2 separate regions of the Homo sapiens genome follow, and region 1 is linked to region 2. A link is an interaction called in ENCODE POLR2A ChIA-PET data of the cell type or tissue named here. Cell type or tissue: OCI-LY7. All regions are shown on one strand. Each heading gives the region's core, and the rest is flanking DNA. Links, peaks and the distances in the headings are about the cores only. Region 1 has its middle 81 kb from the start of NR3C1. Region 2 overlaps LOC105378209 (a long non-coding RNA gene).

Region 1 (4,399 bases), core at 273-4,272, 110 kb before region 2:
AACATGGAATCAATATAAAAATCATTGAGAAATTTTGGATTCATATTTTCATACTAAGTGTTTGAAATCTGGTGTGCATTTTTACACTTGTAGCACAACTTAATTTTCAGTAGCCACATTTCAAGTGCTTATGAGCTGTGGGGATACAGTAGCTATTATATTGGACAACTTGGGGCTAGATTTGACCTCAGGCCTCAATGGGGTAGCTGAGGGAATGGGCTCAGAAATACTCTTCTTCCTTTGAGTGGCCAAGTCCATCCCATCCTTATATGCACATTCCCTGAGGAGGAGGCCCAAGTCGGGGTGAGACTAGAGAAAACCCACTCTGAGGCTGGTTGCTACAGAGCATGTCCTTGTAACAGCACGAATTGCCCTCTCCAAAGGGAGAATATCTTTACATTGGCAATTGACAGAGCCTGTAAATATTCTCACATATTTCCTGTGGTTATAATAGAGGAAAGATATGTGGCCAAAGTGAAAAACACTCTTTTAATGTAGTTATTGCTTTCTTTTAACAATACTTTAAAGTTGGATATCTTAAAAGGACTATGAACAAAATACTGGGATTTAGAGAAGATGTTCAGGAGAGATCAAAGACTCCAGAATGTTAGAGCTGGAGAAGACTTTGACATCAAATTGACATGTTTGGAAACTGAGACCCACAGAAGTTAAGGACCATTATCAGCTACACATCTAGGTAGAGACAGTACCAAATCTAAAACTCAGTTTCCTAAATCTCATTTCTCATTCAGATGTGTTGGCCCTGTATTTGAGGCCAAATGACATTAAGGATGGAACATTATTTGAGGAATATACAACTAATTTTAAGGCTACATCTACCTATCACAGAGTGAAGACCTGGATATCATCTGCCTAATGTCATTTATGGGAACAAATAAATAAGCAAACTTTTTTTGAGGGGAAGATAGAGGTGAGGATGGGCTTCCTTTCTCAAATGTGCTCGTTTTTATCCTGGTCAATTCACCAGGCAACCGTTAACTGTACTCTACACTATGGAGATTAAAAAAAGAAAAGGGAAAGAGAGCAAGGTGTAAGAAAGTAAAAGAAAGAATGAGGGCAATTATTCGGATAAATGAGGCCAAATAAAACTGTCACGTGAAGACTGGGGTTGGATTACAGCCAGATAGCCAGCCCTCCCCTCATCTCCATTTCGCTGAACCTCACAATATGGAGGGTTCCCTTTAACCTCAAAGGCCCAAGAATCTAAGCTCTGTTTGATGTTGCCTCACAGAACTATGTGGAAAAAAGATTTCTGGTTCTGAGTGATTTTTAAAGAGAAAAAAATGTAAGCAGATATTTTAATTACTAGCCCTTGAGCCAATTTATTTTCAGCAGCAACAACAAAGTCATACAAACCAGTGACACGAGTCAAGTGATTACTCTTTAAATGTGGGAGATGAAGAGGAGAGAGAAAGAAAAGAAAAGAAAAAAAAAAGAAAAGAAAAACAGCTCTGATTTCACATTATGGCTTCCAGCCAGACAGCAAAGATGAAATCTGTGAAATTCAAGGTCTTCAAGTATATTATTTCTTTGCTATTATTTCTGAAACAAGACCTGGGCAAAATCAGTTCAGGTTTAAAAAGAATATTACTTTAATTTTCTACATAAGATTGTCACAAAGTCTTAGTCAGAAAAGGAGAAAAGACAGATAACTATCACTCAAAGAGAAAAAATGAATAAATTAAATGAGGCAAAGTACATTTATATTACCAAAACTCTGGTCATAGACAAAACGTATCTTTTGGCACGAACTTATACAGTTTTGAAGAAAAGAAAAGAAAAAAAAAACCCAGCAACACAAATGATGAGATAATGCCCCTGAAAATGAACTCCCCTAAGTGTTAGGAAATCAATCAAGGCTAGGTCCATCAAACAGAATTAATTTTATTTTTATGCAAATATATACTGAAAGCTCTTAGAGTTCATCCTAAAATATGTGATTTTCATAAAAATTTAATTCATATTCCTCCCTCTTCAAGGAACTAACATACAATTTTTGAAAATTGAGGAAGCTCTTGGAAAAGTCATCTGCCCAACAATGATGAAACATTGACGTTTTTGTCCTACTTGCAGAGTATATTTTCCACTAACCATAAATTCAATCTGTCTCTACTACAATCTCTACCAGATGTTGAAAGAACAGCAAAAAAATCCAAAGGAGCTGGTGATAACATTTATATGAGTCTTCCCAGCCAATATCCAAGTGGTTCACAGTCTGGTAGGACAATTTAATTGCTATTAAGCTTTTGTCATTTTAAGGGACTTTAGTTTTTGTTCCTCAAGTATTTGTCCCTAACTCTTGGTTAGTAGAAGCCCTTTGAGAGGTTTTTCAGGCTAGATTGCTTGGACATGGCAAGAATCAGTCAGAATATGGCTGTTTGTATGATATCGACATGTTTCCTTGACTCTCCCCTGACCAGGTGAATGCCAGTGGGGAAGGAGATAGAGCTGGTATTTGGCGTTCAATTCAGCATAATCATTGAGTCCTTCCGTCTGGCCAGGGCTTGCTGGACACTATGTCTGTGAGTGTCCACATGCCCTATGTGGTGAGCTTACCATGGGAGATCCAATATTTCTCATCAATTTTTTTTGACGCACACTGACTGCTTTAGTTCATTTGTATTGCTATAAAAGAATACTTGAGGTTGGGTAATTTATAAAGAAAAGAGGTTTATTTGGCCCATAGTTCTGCAGGCTGTACAAGAAGCATGATGTCAGCATCTGCTTCTGTTGAGGGCCTCAAGATGCTTCCACTCATGGCAGAAGGCAAAGGGGAGCCGACGTGTCACAGGGTGCAAAAGGGGGCAAGAGATGGGGAGGGAGGTGCCAGCCTCTTTTCAACAATCAATTCTGGTGGGAACTAAAAGAGCAAGAGCTCATTCATTACAAGTGCAGCAATAAGCCATTCATGAAGAATCTGTGCCCATAACCCAAACACCTCCCACTAGACTCCAATTACAAAATGGGGGACCAAATTTCAACATGAGATTTGGAGAGGACAAACATCCAAACTATGTCACTGACCTTACTCCATCTTAAGTATACAGAATATATGGGCTATCCAATTTGACTATGTATATCTCCCCTTGGTTCAGACTTACTCTGAATTTCTACCCCCCAAATAAAAATTTACCTTCTCTGTGTCTCATTCCCTCCTGACATTGCTATCTTGTAACAAGGACTAGTCTGGGCTGGGTGTGGTGGTTCACACTTGTAATCTCAGCACTTTGGGAGGCCGACACGGGCTGATCACTTGAGGTCAGGAGTTTGAGACCAGCCTGGCTAACATGGTGAAACCCCATCTCTACTAAAAAAATACAAAAACAAAAATTAGCAGGGTGTGGTGTAGTCCTGGATACTTGGGAGATAGGCAGGAGAATTGCTTGAACCTGGGAGTTGGAGGCTGCAGTGAGCCAAGATCTCGCCAGTGCACTCCAGTCTGGGCGAAAGAGTGAGACTCAGTCTCAAAAAAAAAGGACTCGTCTGATCCATGACCTGCCAGAACTGAAAGGAATCTCACAGCTCATGTAATTTGATGGTCTCATTTTATATATGGGGAAAATGAGTCCTAAAATGTTCAGTTTAATAAACATTTAATAAGAGTCTGCTCAGGTCCAGGGAGTGTGGCAGCACCTGGGGCTGTACCTCATATAATTAAGACAGGATTCCTACCATGATTATTTTGCGGGAATGTAATTGGAGAAGGTAATTAGGATCCTTGAAGTGCAAAGATAGAAGTATGCTTAGGGAATTATGGTGCTTATGGGAAGATCACAGCCCAGGAGAGGGTGGGGTGGGGACAAAAGAGAGGAATTCTTGGAGATGATCTTTGGGCCAAGTCGTTAAAACGATGAGATGGAAGATGAGATGGTAAAAATTGAATGAGGAAAGGAAAGGGACACTCCAGGCAAAGGCATGAGTAAAAGCCTGAAGAGTAGACTCAGCTTGGTGTGTGTGCATGAGTGTGCACTGCAGGGAGCTCAGTAGCTGAAGGTTGCTGGGATGAAAGTGTGAGACCAAGGGGTATGGGGCTGAAAAGCAGGAAAAGCACCTTTCATGTCAATCAGGGACCTTAGATTTGATCCCGCAGGCAATGGCAGTGAGGTGCAGAAGCAGGTGAGTGCAATGAAGAATTCCAAGCTGAGACATGGTTAGATTTGCATTTTAACCAGATCACTATGGGAATGCTGTGGAAAATGGATTTGAGGATACACTAGAGGCAGGAGAAGTAGTGAGTCTAGAACCCTGGTCTTGTCCTTCTGAGCCAAGTGTCCCACCTACTATACCAAGTTGATGCTATGGATCCAGCCAGAAGCAAATGCCTCAAGAAGACCCTAAGAATCCCTTGGCTTTGTGAGCATCTGCTGCTTCTGGACCA
Region 2 (4,399 bases), core at 72-4,071:
CTGGGTAATTTATAAGGAAAAATAAGTTTTTATTGTACTCACAGTTCCATGTAGGTGGGGAGGCCTCACAATCATGGCAGAAGGTAAAAGACACATCTTACATAGCGGCAGGAAAGAGAGAAAGCTTGTGCAGGGAAACTCCCCATCATAAAATCATCAGATCTCCTGAGACTTATTCACTATCGTAAGAACAGCCTGGGAAAGACCCTCGGCCATGATTCAATTATCTCCCACCTTGTCCCTCCCACAACATGTGAGAATTGGAGCTACAATTCAAGATGAGATTTGGGTGGGCACACAGCCAAACCATATCACCCTCCTATTCTCCTGTCATGGCAGTGAGAAGTGGACAGTTCTGCAGGCAGCAGCAAGCCCCACCTACTTCTTGGTCCTCTCTAGAAAAACCAAATAACCAGGGCAGTTATAAAAAGTATATTCAGCCGGGTGCAGTGGCTCGTGCCTGTAATCCCAGCACTTTGGGAGGCTGAGGTTGGTGGATCACCTGAGGTCAGGAGCTCGAGATCAGCCTGGCCAAAGTGGTGAAACCCTGTCTCTACTAAAAATACAAAAATTAGGGGCGTGGTGGTGGGTTCCTGTAATCCCAGCTATTTGGGAGGCTGAGGCAGAAGAATCACTTGAACTCAGGAGGCAGAGGTTGCAGTGAGCTGAGATCGCCTCACTGCATTCCAGCCTGGGAATGCAGCCAGCAAGACTCTATCTCAAAAATAAATAAATAAATAAATAAATAAATAAATAAATAAATAAATGTATATTCAGCTACTTATCTTCAGTCCACCATGAGGACTTACTTATGTCTGGAAGATGATCAACCTGAGATATGGGGAAACAGTGAACCGCATTAAAAGCCTAACTTAGAACACTGCCTTTATAATTTGGGAAGGTGCGTAATGAAAGAACTGTGAATGTGGCTGTATTCCCAATGAATGGAGCTCCCCATAAATTACAACCCAGTCCCTTGGCCGGGCAACCATCAAGGTGAGCAGAATGCCTCCTGGACGATCCCTTTCACAGAGCTGCTTGGCCAGGCTGGCAAATGAGTGCGTGAACAGAGGAAGGTCACCCAGTATGCTGTGCAGCTGGATTGTAAACTACACCGTTGGACTTCAGAGTCCAAGCTCAGAACCTCTGCAGTAATGGAAAGTCATACAGATTCCGTCATCATGTTCCAGCCAGGTGACCTTGGGCAGGTGCACAACTTCTCTGCAGCCTCAGTTCCCTCATCTATAAAAATGGGAATAATAAGAGGTGCTCCCTCAGAAGCAAGTTGTGAGGATTAAACACATCTCGAGTTTATCACACAATGTCTGGCACATAGTAAGTGCTCACACATTGTTGTTTATTATTATTATTTATGAATCCTGGATTCCTATCATAGCACAAACAGGTAGGCATTATTGCCATTTCACAGTGAGGAAACTGAGGCTTAGGGGTGTTAAGGGGCTTACCCAGATGAGAAAGTGAGTATAGAGTTAGGGCTCTCTGGCTTGATGTGATTAGATTAGTTCCTAAATACCAGTGACACAGTTTACCCATCCCCTGCATGGAGGAAGCTGGGTATTAGTGGATGGTGAGGGAAATAGAACTGGAACTATGGGGTGCTCCTTTTAATGTCAACCCAGGAATGAACTCTTTAAGTGCCCCCCACCAGTCAGGCTCCCCACCAGCCCACTGGGCTCCTGTCCCAGCCAGATTCCCTCGCAGAAAGCCCTCTTACAGCCAGGCCAGTAGCCTTCTTCTTCACCCCATTCCCAGTAGCAGCAGGCATGTGGAGAACCCATCTGTCTCCTTCCCACAGTGGGAGAGGGCAACTGAGGGGCCAGGGCTCAACTGCGCAGGCAGCAGCGTTTGAACCTGTGGACCAGCAGAGGTGGGCATGGGCCCTTTGAGTCTGTTGGCTGTGGCAGAAAACTAAATCTGGAGCCCCTCACGTGACAGGAAGCTGCCTATGAATAAGTCTGTGCTCGGTGTGCAGCTGTGTGGACATCCAGGGCATGAGGAAAACAGAAACCTCTGTCAGGCAGTCCAGCAAAAAAAAAAAAAAAAAAAAAAAAAAAAAAAGAAAAGAAAAGGTCAGGAACAAGAGCCCCTGCAAGAGATTTTAAAACTTTTTGGTGTATTTCATGCACCATGAGGACACATGCTGCTCTCTGGACTGGGTCTATCCAAGTCCACAGAGCTTTCTAGATTAAATCTTTGTTGTATAGCAACTTCTGTCATTTATTCAACAATATTTACCAAGTGCGTAATTGATGGTAGGCACTTGCTGGATGCTGGGTAGAGCAGGGAACACAGCAGACCCCATCATTTCCATCAGGGAGCTTATGTTCTAGAAGGGAGAGTGGCAATAAATAAGTACTTAAAATAACCGTTATATGAATTATTACAGGGATTAGCATAATGAAAGAAAACGCAAAGAATGGAGGAACTCATCTAATTTGGTGGTGGTGGGGCAGTTACAAAAAGCCTTTTGGGATGAAGTGATCTTTAAGTTAAGACTTGAAGTTTACAGCGAAGTTGGCCACCCAAAGAGGAATAGAATGGAGAGAAGATCATTTTCATTCATTTACCCATGCATCATTCATTTATTTATTCAGCAATTACTTATTGCATACCTCCTGTTTTCAGGCACTTTTCTGGAAGGCAAAGAAAATCAGGTGAAAATTGCTATGCTCAGAGTTAAATTCCCAGTTCTTTTGATTATCTATTGCAAGTACTTTAAACTTAGCTTTAGAAAATAAAGGCTAATGTGGGTCATTCTCCTATCTTTCAGCACTAGTCATCCTTTATAGACAGTGGGGTACCAGGGAATGCCCAAGCAGACAACAAGGAAAGGGAGACAACCCAGCGCCTGACTTTTAAAGCGATCCTTTTTTTCTCAGGCCTTGGTGAAGTTATAGGCACCACCTGCCTTGGGAAACAGTGAAACTTTTACTGCAGTTCAACAGTATCGCACTTGTTGAAGCATGCAAATTTGAGAAGAATGAGGTTGTAGGGGCAGGTGGATGGAGGGGGTAGTTGAAAATAGTTTTTGTAAAAGGAGAAAAAGAACGGAGCCGGAATGTCTGTTCCCTTTAGGGGAGCCAACACACCTGCAGCACCTGATACAAGCGTGAACATATACAATAAACATGGCTCAGTGCTTGGTGGACACAGAACTGTGTGAGCTCTAGAGAACCTTGTGGGATTTACATTGTGACAGTTTGTTAAACGCTGGAGGCTGTAATAGCAGATAAAGAACTGGAGCTATAAAATGATTGTTTCACTTCATCTGTTAGGTTAGGCAACATGTGGAGGTCATTGTTTCAAACAATTGAACAAAATTTCAAAGTTTTGTCTTTGTTCATTAAAGAAAATGTATATGACAAATCAAAGGTGTGTTTTATGGATTGTAGATTTAGGGTGATATTAAGAGACTTTTAATTTGGAGAATTGGTTCTTTGCAAAATAAGAAGGACTGGATATAATACAACCAGCTGGATATGGTGCAGGTGTGCTTGATTCATCTTCAATGGGCGTCAGCAAAGTAGTGGCTAAGACCTTGAACTTGGAGTCAAGATGGGCCACCCTTTATTTGCTGTGAATGTTGGCAAAGCTATGTCTCATTTTCTTCATCCATGAGTTGAGAATAATAATGGTAACTCTTCCATGGTTCTGAGGATTAATTAACACAGGTAATATATGTGGTGCCTAGCACATGGTAAGTACATGTTATTAATATCCATTTCTAAGGCTCCTTGGTGACAGTTTCGACCATCCTAGATATTTTAGTGAAGCTACTGTATGTATATGGATATTTGTCTCTCTGGTTGATTTTTCTAACGTTGGTTAAAAATGTATCCAGAAGAAGAAATAAAAATAACAATCATCCTCCAGTTTTAAAAGCAGATGAGTTCTTGAGAAGAGGGCAAATGAGTCTGTATATGGAGCACAGGCCCAGCCACTTTTACATTTTATTTGTTTATTTTAAAAAAGACCACATTTCGCTTTGTTGCCCAGGCTGGAGTGCAGTGGTGCAATCACAGCTGACTGTAATCTTGAACTCCTGGGATCAAGCAGTCCTCTCACCTTGGCCTCCTGAATTATTGGGATTACAGGCATGAGCCAACATGTCTGGCTGACCCAGCTACTTTAGAGATCAATAGTGATCTCCCATCTGCTCCCCCACAGGCATAACCAACAATCTCATGCTGAGAACTGATGCTTCTCTCTGCCTTTGCACATTGTAAACATGGTGCATTTGCTGCATTTTCCTATGATCTTCTGCTAAACTCAGGCCTTTTATTTACAGACAAACGGTGCGACTTTTACACAGGCATCATGGGAGTAAGCCCAAGATATTTTCTCACACTTGATTCCAGGCATGTGGGGTTTGGTTTCT

Evidence for each region. ChIA-PET counts read pairs that join two places held together with the same protein. Peaks named below come from ENCODE experiments on the same cell type or tissue, not always from the same donor. Only the 100,000 strongest peaks of a DNase experiment are listed, where the experiment ranks them.
Region 1: POLR2A ChIA-PET joins it to region 2 with 11 read pairs; 4 of 35 experiments call an interaction of 5 or more read pairs at or near these places.

Annotation. Positions count from the first base shown.
Region 1 is chr5:143,482,682-143,487,080 of GRCh38, forward strand. No RefSeq gene overlaps it. Among named protein-coding and RNA genes, the nearest start is that of NR3C1, 81 kb to the left of the region's middle. In OCI-LY7, for the core only: no CTCF peak of the experiment used is centred there; no DNase peak of the experiment used is centred there.
Region 2 is chr5:143,590,924-143,595,322 of GRCh38, forward strand. The region is part of intron 3 of LOC105378209 (a long non-coding RNA gene); the gene reads left to right. Among named protein-coding and RNA genes, the nearest start is that of MIR5197, 87 kb to the right of the region's middle. RefSeq lists enhancers at 1,801-1,860, 4,318-4,399. In OCI-LY7, for the core only: no CTCF peak of the experiment used is centred there; DNase peaks (open chromatin) are centred at 1,978, 3,038 and 3,528; H3K4me3 peaks cover 3,068 bases; H3K27ac peaks cover 3,225 bases.